Linked DNA regions of Homo sapiens: all the other regions are linked to region 1. Evidence: chromatin contacts called from ENCODE Hi-C or POLR2A ChIA-PET data. All regions are on one chromosome and are shown on one strand. Each heading gives the region's core, a stretch centred on a gene start or an enhancer-like site at or near the end of the contact. The rest is flanking DNA. Distances are from core to core; before and after follow the strand shown.

Region 1 (4,488 bases), core at 1,024-3,523:
ACACAATAAGAGGTGAGAATATCTCAGATGAGTGGGAGTCCTAAAACTTACGTATTAGCTAACGTAACCTTGGCCAAGTCTCTCTCTTTTTAGGGCCTCAATATCTTTTAAATGGAATTTCTTGTAAAGAATCACAGACTATCCTATGGAAACAGCTGTATACATGATGGCTTCAGAAGAATTGTAGAAAAATAAAATGTTTATACACTTTAAATAATCAGGTTCAATTTTTTTCAAAATCTTACAATTCTAAATTCATGTACAAGTCACCATTCCCATAACATTCCTGCCCTTTAGAAATAACACTTCGTTTTAATTGTGCTTTCAGTTACAAATTCAGCACTTCATTTTTACCCACCCTAGAATAGCACAGAGAACACCTTCGTGAAGTATCCCCACAAGGGAGACACTCACAGCCTGACAAATTTGCATAGTGGAAAATATACAAGGCACAAATTTTTTAAAATGCTAAATGAATATCACACCCAAACAGTCTTAAAAACTGTGCAAAGTCAGAAGATGTCTTATCAAAATATGGACTTAAGGACAACTTGGGAAGCCTTTAAGTAGTTCGACGGAAAGGGGAATGCAATCAAAATTTGGGGTGGCCTTATGTTTTTAAGAGAACAAAACACATAACTAGAGGCTATGAAACATGCAAATTAAATTGAACTGTGGAAAAGCTCTTGGCTGTCACCCAAAAGCTTCAGCAAAGCAATATGCCAGTATGCCAAATAAAAAGAGGTACAATCTTCTCACAAGAATGAGGATAGGGTCCATACCTATGACTAATAATAACAATACAACCTTGCTTTTGCAGAGCATTAGGTCTTTTCATAGATCTTTCAGGCACTCGATTTTGATGCTGTCATTGGCCTTAGGAGTATCCTCTCCGAAGAGCTCCAGTTCAGTTTCCTCTTAAGAGTTATGATCAGAACAAGGCAGGCGATGTGTTTATTGAGGGTTGAAGGTACTATTGTAGTTTCTCCTATCAAGCTGTTTGCAGTGATCCTCCAATAATCACACTATACAACTCAGCCCCAGCAAATAAAACCTACATTCTTTCCCTCAGAGCTGGCCAGAGACCAACACATATAGGTCTAGAAAGTCCAAGGGAAGGAAACCTCCTGACTTGTTAGGTTAAGAACTCCATGCCAAATTCATCTCTTGCAATTGAAAAAAGAAATCTCTCTCACACTCTGTCTCTCTCTCTCTCACACACACACACACACACACACACACTCACCCAAGAGTGTTCAAACAGAAATCCTCTTTTTCTGCCAGCCAATGAAACCCAGCAACAACTGGTTAATACAACCACCAAATCTCTGCCTCTGTCAACAACTTACCATATTCGCTTCTCCTGTGCCTGCTGACCACCCTTCCCGCTTCAGGCACGCGTGAACACGCTTATACAGTAGCCCTCGAAAGGACCCCCAAAAGCACCTTTAAGGACCCAAGAGGATGAAGCTTGCCTCCTGAAGCAATGCAGCATCCATCTCGAGGGAGCCGGTTCCCCATGCACACACACAGAGGAAGTCACAGAGGGGAATAAAGTTTGATTTTCCTTCCTGCCCGACCCCTCGGGGACGAGAGAGGACGAGGGGCGGCCCCGCCGGGGTCCTGGGCTGCTCTCCGGGGCAGCTCCCAGCAGCATGGCACTGCCACTCTCCTGGCACACACAAGGCGGCCGCGGCAACTCAGAACTCCCCAACCCGCCCGGAGGAGGAGGGAAAGGGGACAACTTCCATCTGGCTCCGTTCAGGGAGCCTTGGGGCAGGGCTGTTAAGAACGAAGAAGGGAGGGAACGCGATTGGGGGCGAGTCGGGGAGAGGTTCAAGTCCCGTGCCTTCCCCGCCCTGGTGTCCCCAGTCCTGCGGGAACATCCCCGCCGTCGCCCCTCCTCCTCCTCTCGGCTTCCTCCCGCCCGCCCTCCCTTCCTGGTCGCCGCCGCAGGCGCCTGAAGGGCACGGCGGCTCCTCGGTGCCCGGCAACCTCCGGAGCGGCCGGGAGTTGAGGTAACTCGCCTGCTGCCCCGGCGGCCTGCCCGCCGGCGGCTCCCACACGCCAGCGCCGCCCCGCCCTCCCCGGAGCCTCCGGGCGCGCTCGCTCACCGTCCGGTGGTGCTGCTGCTGCCGGTGGCGGCTGACGCCCAGCCCAGGGAAGCAGCCGGCAGTCAGCGCCCCGCAGCCGCCGGCGCCCCCGCCGCCGCCGCCCCGAGAGGAGAGGAGCAGCAGGAGCGATCTACCTGCGGCGGCCGCCATCTCTCAACTGGAAACGGCGCCGACCCAGGCAGCGCAGCGGACGGCCAGGGCGGAGCTAAGACCCGCCACTCACCGACGCCGGGCCAACTAAAGCCCTTGACTGAGTTGATGAGGCGGGGCTTCCTGCAAGGTCCAATCGACAGGCGGGAGAACCACACTGGAAGCTGCCAGTCCCTTCCAGAGTTACCTATAGTGGGACATAGTCAATTACGGGCAAATTCTAGGGAACCCATAATTGACACCCAAACCCGTGAAAATAACAGCAATAGAGATGGCATGTTCAGTTCGGCTAATCTTCACCAACAATAGAGCTATGATAAGAGTAACGGGGGATATAGATATTTGTGAAAAGCTTTGTTCGAAGTTGAGTTCTAAGTGAGTGTTCTAAGTTGGCAAAATAGGCACCAAATTAATAACCATTAACGGTGTATGCTGTAACTCTCAACTACACGCCTAGAATTATCATTCATAACTGATAATATTTAGATATGCTGAAATTAACTCTACATCACGGAGTGATCTAATGACTGTGATGCGTAGCATAATATAGGAGAGGTAGAACGATTACAATATCAAAGTCCCAGAATGAGTACATGCCTTCAGAGTGAATTAACTGACGTGTATACATCTCAAATACCCAATTCATTTTTACAGCACCTTTATACGGATATTCTCACACTCTCCAGAAACAGCACTATTTTATCATATTTGACTTTGTGTGCATTTACAGAAACAGAACACATTAATAACGTAATAAAAAATCATGTAAGGCCGGGCGCGGTGGCTCACGCCTGTAATCCCAGCACTTTGGGAGGCAGAGGCGGGCGGATCACGAGGTCAGGAGATCGAGACCATCCTGGCTAACACGGTGAAACCCCATCTGTACTAAAAATACAAAAAATTAGCCAGGCGTGGTGGCGGGCGCTTATAGTCCCAGCTATTCCGGAGGCTGAGGCAGGAGAATGGTGTGAACCCGGGAGACGGAGCTTGCAGTGAACCGAGATCGGGCCATTGCACTCCAGCCTGGGCGACACAGCAAGACTCCATCTCAAAAAAAAAAAAAAAAATTCATGTAAAAGGCTATTTTAATGATGCTTCATAATTTTGCCGAAATAGTTATCAGAATACGCTTTGGAATAACAAACACTTTCTCTTGAAAAACACTTCTTTCCACTTAAACTCACAATGAGGGCTCCTTGAATACTGCCTAAGAAAGATTTTGGGTCCTGAATTTCCTTAGAAGAGTATTTCCTTGCTAGCTGTTTATTATTATGAGCTGATTAAATTCTCACACCTCTTTTTAAAATCTGGAGCAGGAAAATAGTTTGGGAAGCAAATACAAGCATTATTTTAAATTTTGGAAAACATCTTTGTAGTGTAGCCTTAGATGATAAATTTAAAACAAAAACAAAACACACACATAAATACGAAGAAAATGTTATCACTTATTCTAAGAATATTCTTTAAAGTTTGACTGAAATGGTACCTTCTTGGCCAAGAATAGCTAAAAAATGACGTGGAAGTTTTTTGTTTGTTTAATCCTTATGCCCCACCTACACCAAAACAGTGAGATGATTGGCTTCTCCGGGGTAGATATCATGTCACTCACTCAAAAGGCTTTATTGCCCAACAGGTGGAACTTGAGACCTCAAGAATGAGCCCCCATTCAACAGCTGCACACAGTAATCCCCCTAGTTGGAAATCCATGACATTCCTGGAACAATTTCCCTTACAATTATTTTCCACCCATCTATATTTATCCCAACTGCATTTGATGTATTTACCCATGCTGTGCCATTTTCTCTCTCACCCCTTCATGCCTTCTTACAGAGATCACCATGGATTTTAGTTTTGTTTTTATTTTCTGTGCTGTCACCAGATCTAGCTATGAATCAGGATTGCTCCATTTCCACTTTCCACTTTAAGAAATTTTACTAGAATTGCCTTTACTCTATTTTTCCAAGCATGAAAATTAGATGTGCATCCTGCAGTGAGATTTACTCATATGCATTAGCAAAAGAACTAAGTAAATAATACTTTTAAGTGCACAAACATGAAATGGGCAGTATTAGCAAAAGTTTTCATCCTACCTATTTACCAAAATGTGTCATCTTTTATCTACTAAGATGAAACCACTGATGCACCAGAGAGAGATAGGCTGTATAAATCTGAGGATTCACTGACTATACTCAGTTCTGGGTGTTGATAATCCAAGGCCGGCAAT
Region 2 (4,488 bases), core at 1,306-3,805, 920 kb after region 1:
CTAAAGTTGTTTCTAGCTCAGGGAGTTTGGGAGGTGAGTTTGGGAATGTGGGAAATGTCAGCATCCCCTCCCCAACAGGGAGGCTGGAATTCAGCCCCTTTCCTGCAATGTGGTGCTCTTGTATTCTTGCCGGCAAGTAAGGGGACTCAGGAAGGCTCAAGGCTGGGCCCCTCACCAGTAGAGAGTACTCACAGCTGCCTCCAGGCCCTGCAGAGCCACAAGATGGACATGGTGGCTTTCCTTGACAGTCATCTTTATTCGAATATTTGGGGCCTTCACCACTATTTTTAATGAAAACAAGCACAAACACATGATGGAGTGTGCAGGCTGCAGGGGCTGGGAGTGGAGAGTTTGAACAGAGTTGGGCCTTGGAGCCCCTCCTGCTCTGAGACCAGGTCTGGGCTTGGGGAGGGAAGGTGGGTTTGACTTCCTCTGGTCTCGGAGGGAGGAGAAAGTCAGTGCTCCAAAGGCCCTCTCAGCTGAGCCCTTCCTGTCCTGCCCTGGTGTTGAGGAAACAGTGCTTGAGGTTTCTGGACCATGGTCCTTGGGCAATGCCTGTGTCTCACCCTGATGCAACCCCAGGAGGCTCAGTGGTGGGCAGTGTGGTAGGGAGAAAGGAAGTGAAAAGGGGGGAGGGAACTGGGCCCAGCTCAGAGGCTCTATCCCCCTGGGGAAGGGGTTGGCAGGGCAATTGCTCCCCTTTCTCTAATTCCAGGCCCTCCCCGGCTGCTAGGCCCTGGGGAAGAGGGAGTCTGGTTTCAAGGGTGTCCTGAGCAAAGCCAGTCCAGGAAGGGTTGAGATGGGGTGGTGCTCTAGGATCTTGCCCTTAAGGGACCCCCCTCACTTGCCAGAGGATGTCAGGGTGAGAAGGGCCCGGTGTCCACCTGATCTCAGTTGGCTTTGTACCTCCCCTGGTGGAAGGGAGCTCATGCTATGCCAGCAGGAAGGGCCCTGGGCTGCCTTCCAAGGTGGGGTCACAAGGCCAGGAGCATGCCCAAGGACCTGGGTTATGTCCTGCCAGCCTCTGGGGCTCCCATCCTGGGGAGTTCACTGGCTCCAGGGGGACTGGGCCTGCACAAGTTCACTTAGTAATAACATGATGCCTCAGCCTTCCTCTGTTGTAGCCTTCCCTGCCCTTAGAGCAAGGGCTAAGGGCCTCCAGAGAGCCCGTGACTTGGATCAGGCCACCCACAAGGCCCCCAGGACTCCTGGCTCCCATTGAGTCCTGATACCCTGGTTCCTGACCCAGTCAGACTCTGAGTGTCCTCTGCCTCTCAGCCTAGGAGTCACCTATTAACCCAAGATCCCTAAAGTGCCAGAAAAACCCCTGGAAGCTTCAGCTAGACTGGGGTAAACTGAGTAAAATGGCTGTGCTCTTCCACTCCTGTGATCCCTGGTCCTGGCCACGATCACCTCTGCTCCTCCATCACACAATCACTCACTCACTCATTGGTTTGTCCATTCAGATAAAAGTGCAGTAAAACCTTCTCCACGCCCAGCTTTGTGCTAGGGTCTCAGAAACATCAGAGAGAGGTTTGTAGTTTCGCTCTGGAGGGCAGAACAGCCGGAAGAAGAACCAACTGCTGGTTATCTCAGGCTGGAGGTGGTAGCTGAAGGGGGTGTGGACAGTAAGGATTTGCCGGGAAAAAGGAAGGGTCAGGACATTTCGTGAAGTGGGAGGACTTGAGCTGAGCCCTGAGGGATGAGAAGAATTAGGAGGGGAGAGACATTCCAGTGGTGCCAGCAGTGCTGGGTGTGGGTGCAAGAGCAGAGGCACTAGAAGTTAGGGTGCATCAGAGTGTCCTGCAGATATCCAGGCACCAGGGAGGGAGGGCGGGTGCACAGCCAGGCGGACAGCTGAGGCCTCTGCCGGAGGGGAGCTTGCAGGATGTGCTGTGGGGCACGCCAACAGGTGTTGCCTGCATATCTGTGTGTGTCCCGGGGTAGGGATGTGCTGATCTTGGCGTGTAGTCCTGCACCTGTTCTGTGTGTGTGTGTGTGTGTGTGTGTGTGTGTGTGTGTGCGCGCGCGCATGCACTCAGGGTGCCTCAGGCTCTGAATCTACAGTTAAACTGGCTCCAGCTTGCCTAGCTCTTCACAATGTCAGATTTCATTCATTCACTCATTTACTCACTCATTCCACAGCTGGGAGTGCCTACCACATACCAAGCCCTGGTCTGGCTGGAGGATGTAGGGTACAAGTCTCTGTCCCCAGATCACTCAAAGGCTGGTGGCTGAGGGCAGATGCAAGCCATGGTAACGTCTATCACGCTGTTAGAGGTAGATCTACTTCTTAGGCTGCGCAGCAATAATAATTTCTCTCCAAAAGGACTGGGGGACGGTAGAACGGGCTTTAAACTGCCGATCAAGTGGAGCTGACTCGCTGGGACGCACGCTGGCTCCCCACCCACGGGGCCGGCCTCCGGGAAGCCCCTCCCACGCGGCCCTCGGAGAGGCAGTTCCCCCACACGGCCCCCCGGGGGCGCTGCGCGAAGGGGGCGGGTGCCTGGAGCACGGCGCTGGGGCCGCCCGCAGCGCTCACTCGCTCGCACTCAGTCGCGGGAGGCTTCCCCGCGCCGGCCGCGTCCCGCCCGCTCCCCGGCACCAGAAGTTCCTCTGCGCGTCCGACGGCGACATGGGCGTCCCCACGGCCCTGGAGGCCGGCAGCTGGCGCTGGGGATCCCTGCTCTTCGCTCTCTTCCTGGCTGCGTCCCTAGGTAAGGTCGGGGGAGGCGGGGCGCTGGGAAAAAGCTGGGAGAAGACAGCAGACTGGAGTGGGAACTGTGGGATGGGGGCGTCCTGGGGGCCCTCTCAGCCTGTGTGACCGTGCACCCCACTCCACCCACCGCCCAGAGGCTGCTGGGACCCCTAGGCAGGGTGCAGTGGCAACTGTGCCAAGTGCCCCAGCTAGGCATCGGGCACATCTGCATGCTCTGACAGCTGCCCAAGTGGCAGGCAGGGCTGTCCCCTGAGGGCTGCCTGTCCAGCCCTTCCCTGCCCAGAGAACCCAGGGCACAGGTAGCTTCTGCAAAGAAGGAGAGGCACAGGGTGGGGGCGGTCAGTGTGTTCTGGTGGATATCACTGGCTTTTGACAGCTGGCATCTTTCTGCCCCTCTAGTCTCAGGGCTCTAGTGTTGCAGAGGACACAGAGGGCGTGGTATGCTCAGCCAGTGCCCCATGCCCTGGTGAAACCCCTGGCTGAGCCTTGGTGGGCACTGGGCACTGGTCACGGTGGGTCCACTTTCAGACACAGAGGCAGCACTGCCCACCTGGTCCCTATTCTAAGGGTCTGATGGCCCAGGAATAAGTGGTCAGCTGATTCCTGCCATCCTAGCAAGGCTGCCACTCAGGGACCAGTGTGGAGTACTGGGGAGGATGTGGGACACTCTTCAGCTCAGCTATGAGCCCCTTCTGGGTCCCTGGATAAATTACGGCATCTCTCTGGCCTCAGTTTCCTCAGCTCAAACACAGAAGCCCACACAGGGAAGCACCATTTTCCCCTTCCAAAGTCCAGACTGTCAGCATGTTCAGATAGTATCCTGGCCCCAACACAGGGGCTCCCGGGCTGGGGGCAGAGGCCCTGGTACCCATGGCCTGGTTGCCTAGTTCTTGCCTGCCCAGAGCTGAAGAGGCTGGATCTCTTCAAAGAGCCTGTGGAACCAAACTTTATAGGGAGGGCCCAGGGAAAGTATGAGTCATGCAGGGACTCGGAGGGAGGCAGGAGGGAGGTGGAGGGCTTGGCACAGGGACCCAGTGGGCAGGATGGAATAGAAGGAGAGGGTGATAGGATAAGAGGGAGAGGAGGAGGCTGAACCTGGAAGATACCTTAGCAACCTGGGTGCCCACAGGCAGCTGGCTATCTCAGCACTTGGAGGCTGGCCTGGGCCTCTGAGGAGGAGGAGGGCTCCACATGTCACAGACACAGCTGCCCTAAGCCCCAGGGTGGATGCTTCTCAAGGTGACAGTCAGAGGGAGGAGGAGAATGGGAGGTGGAATGGACAGTCTCAGCACCAAGGCCATGGCTCATGGCAGGGCATGGCTTCCAGAAGGAACAGAGGATGGTGGCAGGCAGGCAAGCCAGCATCCCACCTGTCATGGGCCACCTGCCCTGCACTGCCCTCCCTGGTGGCCCTGTGAGACCCTTCCTGCTTTCTTGCCCACTTCCTGCCCTCACTTGGCTGGGCTGCCCTCTGTTCAGCAGCCCCAATTTGAGAAACATTTCTAGAGATCCAGGGCACAGGGACCCAGCTTGCAGAGCACCCAGTAGCAGAGAGGCCCCAAGAGGAGCTCAGGACGCCTTCCCCTATATTGCTTATATGGCCAGGGGCCTTTACTCCCAGAGGTCTTGGCTACTCAAACAACATGGTATACTAAAGGGTCATCTCTTCCTGGGCCCAGCACAGGGAGATGATTTAGGCTGGCTGCAGCTTTCCACTGAAAGGAGCCAGAAGCATTTGAATTGCTCTGGGACCTCAGGATTCTGAACTG
Region 3 (4,488 bases), core at 867-3,366, 800 kb before region 1:
CATCCTTGGGGGGACATGTAGCCCTGTGGTCATGGTTCTGATGACATCATCAGGGCAGCCCCCCTGCCCAGGTATTATGGCCTGTCAGCATTCCCTGTGCCCTCCAAACCTTAGGCCTAGAATGCGGAGCTGCCAACATAACATTCACCCTTTTGAACAGATGGAGTCAGGCACACTAACACAGCCTTCTGTCCTCAATAACACAGCCATTATTGCCACTTGCTCAGTCGTCAATGTAAACCCTCAGAGTCAGCTGAACTATTTTAGGCCAAACATACTGTTTTTGTAAAGTATTTTTCATTAATAAATCTATAAGACAGTTCTATTTAATTCCTTGTCATTCTTCCCTTTGTATGCTCTTGCTTTCTTTGTATTGGGGCTGGAAGTCTGGATAAATATATGAAGTGGCTTTTGACTGAGTGGAAGTGAGGAGCCAGAGACGAGTTGAAGGATATACAATCAAGGTGGGAATCAATGGGTCCTAAAATAGGGTGCCTTTCCTTTCTAGTATTGCTGCTAGGATGTTTCCCATCCCTTTCCTGACAGAGCATTCAGTACTCAGTACATTATACACTTCCTTCCTCCCCTCCTTAGGAAGATTTTCTGGGGATTCAAGCTCTTCTTACAGACTCACTCCTGATCAATGTACTCCAGGTGCCTTCCCTCTATCTTATAAGTTTGTGACGTGCCTCCTGTCCCTTCCTTCCTCTCCTTCCGTGGGGGCCTCTCCCTTTCCCTTCCCCTGTGGTGTTATGGCCCTTCCATGCCAGAAAGATCCATTTTCACCTGTGCCTCACTCCCGAGACTCTTCCCTCTAAAAAATAGCTTGTGGGTTCCCTTTTTGGAAAAAATCCATTGTTGGGTCTTTCCCTTCCTCTTTTCCTGGGGTCTCAGGATAGAAATTGACACAAAGAAGAGGTAGAAAGGTACTCCTTGGACCTTCGGACTACTACTTACTTACCACCATGCATTATGAACAGATTCTGAGCACATGTATTATTGAGCAGGAGGATGGGCAGGAATTGGTTGTTCCATCCCACTTGGATCCTGCACCATCAAGATATATAGAGCTTAGTGGATATGCTGGTCCCTGTCCATGATTCAACATATCTCCTGGTGTCGTGGACACACTCATCTAATAATTTTTGATGAACAGTCAGTTCTTGCCCCTCTACCCCCTTTCCCATGAGTGTCAGTCACCGTGGTCTCTATAAAGGTTCCATAAGTCACCTGGGCCCAGATTCTGTGCATGTGCAGAAATAAGGAATTAATTTCCAATTCCCTATTTACTCCTCTGCCTTCCAGGAGGAGGTTGTATCCTTTTCAGGTGAATTCTTCAGATTCTTTGCACATCTCTTGGTGTCATCCCCTTTATTCCCCTTACCTGTTTTGACAAACTATGGCGCCTAAATTGCTCTAGCTGCAGTCTTATTCTGTGCTTTCAGACTCTTGACAATTCCAGACTCTAAACACAAAGGCCAGAATTCTCTTTCAAACTCCATTTTGGATGGTCCCTTCTCCACTCTAGAACCTACAATGCTTCCTCTATTCTCTGGTCCCCTACCAACCCTTCAGTATTCAGATCTGGTAGCTAAATCGTTATACATTTCTCTATTAGTAGGAGATCCTGAGGTTTAATCACGTCTTCTCAGTTTACTGGGAATGCCATGAGAGCGGGTGTGTTTCCTCGCAGTCGTTCGATCGCAGCACCTCCTCATTCTTCATTCTGCATGCAAAGAATTTTAACCTGATCCCTTGGCCTCGTCCTGTTTCTCTCCTAGCTTCAGTAATTTTGCCCAAGTCCCTAGAGCCTACCCCGCCCCCACCCCCGCACGCGCAGTGCATGCCGGTCTTAGCCCCTCTGTAGGGAAAGAGGGTCCGCCATGTTCCCCGGCGGCGCCGCCGCTTGGCTCTGGTAGCCGCCGCCCCCGCCCCCAACCCCGCCCGGCCCAGAGCCTAGCCGAGCCCCGGGCCCAGCATGGCCGCCCCGGAGCCGGCCCGGGCTGCACCGCCCCCACCCCCGCCCCCGCCGCCCCCTCCCGGGGCTGACCGCGTCGTCAAAGGTGAGAGGTGGACGAAACCCTGGGGGCCTGGCCTGAAGAGCTAGCTGTGTGTGAGGGCGGGCGGGAGACCGTCCCCTCGGGAGTGGGCCCGGAAGGGCGGGCGAGTGACTGGCTGCCTCCCTTGGGGAGTGGCCCCTGGGCGGGCCCCTGCTGGGCAGGGCTGAGTCGGTGGCAGTGGTTCCGCGGTCTCCCGGTTGCTTTCAGGCCGGGGCGGAGGTTTTGCTTCCGTGGCTTCCTAGCCCAAGGGGTGAGGCTGTTAGCTGCAGTGAGCCCGTTTTCTCTTCACTCGGCCTGTCAAAGCGGCGCAGGGGCCGCGATTAGCTTCCTGCCCCGCGACAGCTGCACTTCTGGCTTGCCGGGGCGAACCGAGGGGCTCGGAGACCTTCAGCCACGCGAGGCCCGCCAGTGAGCAGTCAGAAATCACCTCGGCTTTGGCCCACGCCTGCTCCCCGGTGACAGTCGTCCGCCCTATCCGCGTCTAGCTGGCGACAACCGCAGGGGTTCACTTTTGGCCGTCAGGTGCCACCCGGAGCAGAAATTAGGGGAACCTTGTGGGATTGGATCACGGTGAAGGGTCGGGGCAGGAATTGGAAGGCCAGCCTTTATAGTGCAGAAAGGGAGAAAAAGCAGCATAAACGAAAAAAAAAATTCTTGTGGATAGCAAGTATTTACTTAGAAAACCATCAACACTTTGGTCAAAAGGAGTTACCCCTCCCTTACAAACACACACCCACACATTCATCCTAGACGAAAAAGTTAAATGTTTCTCAGCCAGGGCAGAATTTATGGATGTTTACCCACAACAGGTCAGCAGATTAATTTAAAATAGAGAAATTGAGGGCTAATTGAGAGTTGCTTAAGATTCCAAGCTTCCTGGGAGAGCCTACCAACCTCAAACACTGCTGTGGAGGTGAAAAACAATTGAAATGATTCTCTTTACCATGTAGCTTGATTGATAAATTGAAATCGTAGAATGAACTTTTCCTTATTTGTATTGTATTTATTTTTAAAATATAGGTACTTTTGTTTTCATTCAGCTTCTCAAATACACTGGCACAGTATTTAAACACCGTTAGCCTACTTTTTGAAATCTGACTCATATGTTTCCATTAAAATATTTAAAAACAAGGAAACCTTTTTTCTTTTTTTTTTTTAATTAAAAATTTTCAACCTGAGCCTTCTTCGGTTCTTAAAAGAATAATACTAATTTGGCCTGGCGTGGTGGCTCACATCTGTAATCCCAGCACTTTCGGATGCTGAGGCAGGCGGATCGCTTGAACTCAGGAGTTGGAGACCAGCCTGGGCAACATGGCGAAACCTTTTCTCTACCAAAAATACAAAAAATAAAAATTAGCCGGGCATGGTGGCGCGCCCCTGTAGTCCCAGCGGATCGGGAGGCTGAGGCACGAGAATCACTGGAGCCCGAGAGGCAGAAGTTGCAGTGAGCCGAGATTTGCGCCAGTGTGCTCCAACCTGGACGACAGAGCCAGACCCTGTCTCCAAAAACAAAAACAAAAACAAAAACAAAACACTGATTTGCACCTAGGCTTAAGTTAGTAGTATATCCAGTTGGGCCAGGCATTGGAATGAGCTGAATAACGAGTTTATGGAATCCTTAATACAGAGAAATCTTAAAAAAAAAATAGTAATGCAGACATTCATTCTATCAAGAAATCCTGGAGTTTTGTGGGGGTGGGAACGGGACATTGGCTACCTCTTCATTTTCTGACTGTATTTCTGTGTTGTGTGTTCATTTCCCTGGGCACTTTTCACCAGACTGTTAGATGGGGTAACCAATCACATTCCTGAACAATGAGTTTATGCTATCCTTACGTTTGTGAATCTTCTTATTCCTTGTCATATATATGGTAATGTTTTTTCTGTACTGCTTTAATGCAGTGAAAATAAGATTCCAAACATAAGGCAGATTCCTTAGGGGTGAGTTGTGAGTCCAAGGCAGTCATATTTGCAGGTTATTGGTGTGGAATAAAAGCCATTTGATTTAGATAAATAGGAAAGGAGCTTGTTAATATAGAAAATTATAGTTAAATAAAGCTTATGGTTATCATATTTCTGGTGCTTCATTGTGCCCTCTTCATAGAGACAACTTTCATTTCTTTATGGAATTTGTTAACCAGTTGGAATTCCTGTATGGATTATATGTTTTAAAATGGTGTGTAACAGACTAATTTGCACTGCTCATGGAGTCTCCTGCATTTACTGGGAAATTCACCTTTCTTACAGATCCAGAAATTCACTTTTAAATTTCATCTTCAGGATTCTTCCTTGTCTTTTATTCAGTAATTATACTATAATGTGATACCTGATATTAGAGAATACTGGTTGCCTGATGATAAATGATGTGAGTTCAGCTTAAGTTTAACTTGTTAAAATCCAAATTTCTTTTAAGTCCACAATGTGGTGG
Region 4 (4,488 bases), core at 945-3,444, 720 kb before region 1:
GGGAGGCTGAGGCAGGAGAATGGCGTGAACCCAGGAGGCAGAGCTTGCAGTGAGCCGAGATCGTGCCACTGCATTCCATCCAGCCTGGGCAACAGAGTGAGACTCTGTCTCAAAAAAAAAAAAAAAAAAAAAAAAAAAAAAAGCTGGGCGTGGTGGCGGATGCCTGTAATCCCAGCTACTTGGGAGGCTGAGGCAGGAGAATTCGTTGAACCTGGGAAGCAGAGGTTGCAATGAGCTGAGATTGTGCCATTGCACTCCAGCCTGGGCAACAGAATGAGACCCTGTCTCAAAACTACAAAAACAAACAAAAAAAAACCAGACTCTGATACAGTGGGATGTTCACATTAGAAGCATGATGGCTCTTATTTCACATGAACTCTGGAACATACCATGGCCTTCAGAGATGTTGACCAGGTATGGTGGCTCATGCCTGTAATACATCCAGCACTTTGGGAGGCTGAGGCAGGTGGATCGCTTGAGGCCAGGAGTTCGAGACCAGCCTGGCCAACATGGCGAAACCCCATCTGTACTAAAAATACAAAAAAATTAGCTGGGCGTGGTGACATGCCTCCCAGCTACACGGGAGGCTGAGGCATGAGAATCGCTTGAACCCCGGAGGCAGAGGTTGCAGTGAGCCTAGATCGCACCACAGCACTCCAGCCTGGGTGACAGAGCAAGACTCTGTCTCCAAAAAAATTAAAAAATTAAAATGGTCCAGTTGAGTACAAAAAAGAAGATCAGGAAGAGTTTATTGGAGCAAGACGGAGATGAGCAACCTTGAAAACAAGTCTAATTAAGATGAGTAATTGTTAAAAGATGAGCAGTGCTTTCTAAGCAGAGGTAGCAGGAGGAAAGGGTCTCCGATCCTGTAACGCCTTTTATGCCAGGAAGAAAGGATGAATTGAAAGGATGAAATGGCAAATGTCGTAGTAGACTATTGGACTATTCCTGCAGCTCAGGAAAGTGGGCTGGAAATAAGAGGTTTGGCAAATACCCTGTTATGGTGGTATTTAAGGCAGAGGGAGGGTTTGGAACGAGCTCACAAAGGGAACTCTAGAATGAACAGAGTAGGCTTCTCAGGGAAGGCTTAAATCCTGGAGGTCTCTGGGGTAGGTAGGACAGAAAGTCCTGTTATTTTCCAGGTAGACAGACTGTTGGGCGCCGGGGAATTAATGCTGGTCACCTAGAGAGTTGTGCATTTTGTCTACCATTGTTAAATGAGGCAATGACCTGCCTCAAATACTTTTCACTCCACACACCTATTTGGAAGCCACGTATATTTTGCTTGCTCTTCCCATTTAAAATCGTAATCCACTCTATTCCACCCCCATGAGGAAGCTTTTGGGTAGAAAAGTGTGTAGAGGAATAAGTAAGTTGATGTGCATCAGATGTGCAAACTTTAGTGTGCATCAGAACCACCTGGAAGGCTTGTTAAAACAGGTTGCTGGGCACCACCCGGGGAGTTTGATTCAGTAGGTCTAAGGTGGAGTTCAATAATCTGCGTTACTAACACGTTTCCAGGTGATGCTGCTGTTCGGGGGACCACACCCAGAAGCTACCTTTTACCACTCTAAAAGGTAGCTGATTGGTTTTCTCTGTAATATAAATTCCTTAACGAGTTTAAAATATTGATCTGAGCCCTCGTAATTGCCTCAAATGTTTAATGCTAATGTGTGTTCAATGCTGTAGCCACGAGGGGAGCCTAAAATCACCTAACAACTCCTTTCGGGAGTGATTTTGATTAGTTCATCTACAGTTCCAACTAAGATTTCCCACAAATATTACTTTCACAGGAGGCTAACAAAAAACGCCGTCTTTGTCCCCAGAAAATACCTGGAGGACGGTATTTCAGAGGCGGGGAGGCTGCACCAGCCTCCCAGTCTCAGCCCTTCTCTACCGCCCGCCACTGAAGGGGCCCCGGATACCCCCAGGACTGCTGCAACTTCCTAGGTGACTTGAGGCAGCCTTAAAAGGGATTGGTGCAGGGTCCTTGCGACAGATAAATGTGATTAAAAATCCGCTGGGCCACCCGAAGGGAGAGTCTTTTTCCCTCAGGTGGCGCCTAGGGGCGGGACTGAGGGACAGCCCGCTCCCCGCAGCGCCCTCTCCGGCTCCGGGGGTGTTCCCGGCTGCAGCCGCGATCCTAACGGGCTCGCGAGACGCCCCGCCCACCCTGGGCCCGCCCCCGGCTCCATCTTGCGGGAGACCGGGTTGGGCTGTGACGCTGCTGCTGGGGTCAGGTGAGGAGCGGCGCCCCCCTCCCTTTCCCACCTCGTCTGCCTCGGTGGTCTTGCCCTCGGCCAGCTCTGGGCGCTGCTGTCCCGGTGCTAGTGGGGCGCGGCTGGAGGGCAGTGTGGGCCTCCCGGATGGCGGCGACTCGGTTTGCGCGTCTCGTAGCCGGGCTGCCGGCCGGGGTGTGTTGGGGTGGCGTGGGTGAGGCGGCCGGCCTGGCTTACGGGAAGCCCTTCCGTCCGTTTGGAAATCCCAGGGACCAGTGGCGCCCCGCCCTCGGGCAGGTGGAGGGGCTGAGGCCGGAGCGTGGCCCAGCTGCCTCGCGGGAGGCTGAGTAGGGAAACGCACGGGCAGTGCTGAAAGCCGTCTGGCTGGTAGTGGCTGTACTTTCCGGTGACACAGCGAATTTAGGGAAACTTGGGGAAATTTTTACTGTGTTTAGTGAACCGTAGGACAGAATGCGCCAGGCCAAGGTCGTACACTGGTTCTCGTTTACAGTTCTTGGAAGCTATTCTAGAATAGCATTCCAGATTTGATTGCTGTTCCCCGACCAGCAGCAAATCTGTGTTGAAATTAGCTCATCCTGTGCAAACACTGCGCAAGGAAACCAAGGTGCAGAGGTAGATGGCTGATGTCCACCGTAAAGTGACAGACATGACGCTGTTGTCTTCCGACTGCCGTAAACGCCCTGATTTTTGCCAGCTGATGGCCAGCTAATCTGCTAAATGTGTCCGAATTAGATGATGAGTGTAATGAGTTACCTTCCAGGCAAGGAAAGAGTTTCAAGCACTGAATAGGTAAAAGAGATAATTTTGGCCACTGCAAACTTTCAGTCCTTTTCAGTGAGGACTGTCTTTCAGTCCTCACTGGTGGTTGGCTACCTACCTGTCCGTGCAGAGGACTAGCCATGCCTCCATGTTCTTTCTCCACATCACTGACGGATTTAAATGATCCTACCATACCTAGAAGCCGGTTTTGCAAAATTGTATTCGCTGTTGCGCGTATCTTCAGTCACCCTTCCTGTTTCGTGTATTTTTTCCCCCATAAATTTGCAACAGCTGCCTCTTGGGTTCCTGGGCTTCATGCCATCAATGAGAAACGGTGAGACCCAGCCCTTTTACTAACTGACTCACTGGGTGGAGGTGGTTTGGAAAACCAAAAATGATTTTCTAGTCTTTTAAAAGTGATTGCTAACAGAGAATGTTTAAAAAAAAAAAAAAAAAAGCCCGAGCGCGGTGGCTCACTCCTGTAATCCTAGCACTTTGGGAGGCCGAGGCGAGAGATTCACGAGGTCAGGAGGAGTTTGAGACCAGCTTGACCAACACGGTGAAACCCCGTCTCTACTTAAAAATACAAAAATTAGCTGGGCGTGGTGGCGCGCGCCTGTAATCCCAGCTACTCTGGAGGCTGAGGCAGGAGAGTCGCTTGAACCCGGGAGGCAGAGGTTGCAGTGAGCCAAGATCGCCACTGCACTCCAGCCTGGGCGGCAGAGAGAAACTCTGTCACAAAAAAAAAAAAAACCCAAAAAACTCTAGACTTACTATTCACTTGGGCAAAGTTGAGAAATTTTTTGAGTCACTCTGGGTGTTATTTAGCTTTTTACAAAAACGTTTAAAATCTGCCTCTTGAATAAATGATATATGTACAATTCTAAAAGGGCTAAAGTACATTGAAAAGTAAGTCTCGGCCGGGCGCAGTGGCTGTCGCCTGTAATCCCAGCACTTTGGGAGGCCTAGGCGGGAGGATCACGAGGTCAGGAGATCGAGACCATCCTGACTAACACGGTGAAACCCCGTCTCTACTAAAAATACAAAAATTAGCCGGGCGTGGTGGCAGGCGCCTGTAGTCCCAGCTACTCAGGAGGTTGAGGCACAAGAATCTCTTGAACCCCGGAGGCGGAGGTTGCAGTAAGCTGAGATCGTGCCACTGCACTCCAGCCTGGCAACAGAGCGAGACTCCATCTCAAAAAAAGAAAAAAGAAAGGTAAATAGTCTTCTCCATTGTGTCCCAGCTCTTCATCCAGGAAGCAGTCACTGTTTTCTACTTCCTTGAGTGTCCTTTCAGGGATATTCTATAAGTCAAAATCAGTGCATTTTTTACACATAATGGCAGCACACTATGCAGTTTTTCACTTTGCCTTTTTTTTTTTTCATTAATACGTGTTATAGATGGTTTCATATATGGGTAAAAGAAAAAGCTGCCTCATTTTTAATAACCACATAACACCTCCTTGTATGGCTATCCATAATCTGTTTC

The links. A loop is a pair of places that touch in the nucleus more often than their neighbours do. ChIA-PET counts read pairs that join two places held with the same protein, here RNA polymerase II (POLR2A). Pooled maps may share reads with other maps.
Region 2: a map of CD8-positive, alpha-beta T cell shows a loop between it and region 1 (8-fold over the local background). The contact joins the promoter of VSIR here to the promoter of MCU in region 1. A Hi-C loop is called at or near these places in 1 of 168 maps with a recorded cell type or tissue (CD8-positive, alpha-beta T cell) and 7 of 50 pooled maps. POLR2A ChIA-PET finds 5 or more read pairs at or near these places in 1 of 52 experiments (WTC11).
Region 3: a map of CD8-positive, alpha-beta T cell shows a loop between it and region 1 (10-fold over the local background). The contact joins the promoter of PPP3CB-AS1 here to the promoter of MCU in region 1. A Hi-C loop is called at or near these places in 1 of 168 maps with a recorded cell type or tissue (CD8-positive, alpha-beta T cell) and 8 of 50 pooled maps. POLR2A ChIA-PET finds 5 or more read pairs at or near these places in 3 of 52 experiments (MCF 10A, OCI-LY7 and WTC11).
Region 4: a loop to region 1 is called in a map of CD8-positive, alpha-beta T cell, with 3 times the contacts of the local background. The contact joins the promoter of ANXA7 here to the promoter of MCU in region 1. A Hi-C loop is called at or near these places in 1 of 168 maps with a recorded cell type or tissue (CD8-positive, alpha-beta T cell), 1 of 37 single-sample maps with no recorded cell type and 6 of 50 pooled maps. POLR2A ChIA-PET finds 5 or more read pairs at or near these places in 2 of 52 experiments (BJ and activated CD4-positive, alpha-beta T cell).

What each region holds. Positions count from the first base shown.
Region 1 is chr10:72,689,928-72,694,415 of GRCh38, reverse strand. It overlaps MCU (mitochondrial calcium uniporter), which reads right to left and starts at 2,273. Exons shown (of 8, transcript NM_138357.3): 1 at 2,115-2,273. The coding sequence starts at 2,264. RefSeq lists enhancers at 836-925, 2,596-2,655 and silencers at 1,686-1,775, 1,796-1,845, 1,936-2,395.
Region 2 is chr10:71,771,587-71,776,074 of GRCh38, reverse strand. VSIR (V-set immunoregulatory receptor) reads left to right here and starts at 2,555. Exons shown (of 7, transcript NM_022153.2): 1 at 2,555-2,717. The coding sequence starts at 2,636. The region is part of intron 38 of CDH23 (cadherin related 23); the gene reads right to left. RefSeq lists silencers at 2,326-2,655, 2,676-2,755.
Region 3 is chr10:73,493,380-73,497,867 of GRCh38, reverse strand. PPP3CB-AS1 (PPP3CB antisense RNA 1) reads right to left here and starts at 2,116. Exons shown (of 5, transcript NR_132104.1): 1 at 2,051-2,116; 2 at 1,385-1,726. PPP3CB (protein phosphatase 3 catalytic subunit beta) reads left to right here and starts at 1,844. Exons shown (of 14, transcript NM_021132.4): 1 at 1,844-2,063. The coding sequence starts at 1,979. It overlaps USP54 (ubiquitin specific peptidase 54), which reads left to right. Exons shown (of 24, transcript NM_001391956.1): 24 at 1-330. RefSeq lists enhancers at 1,638-1,827, 2,318-2,777 and a silencer at 1,908-2,257.
Region 4 is chr10:73,411,764-73,416,251 of GRCh38, reverse strand. It overlaps ANXA7 (annexin A7), which reads left to right and starts at 2,194. Exons shown (of 13, transcript NM_001156.5): 1 at 2,194-2,240. RefSeq lists a silencer at 2,011-2,570 and enhancers at 2,971-3,050, 3,061-3,180.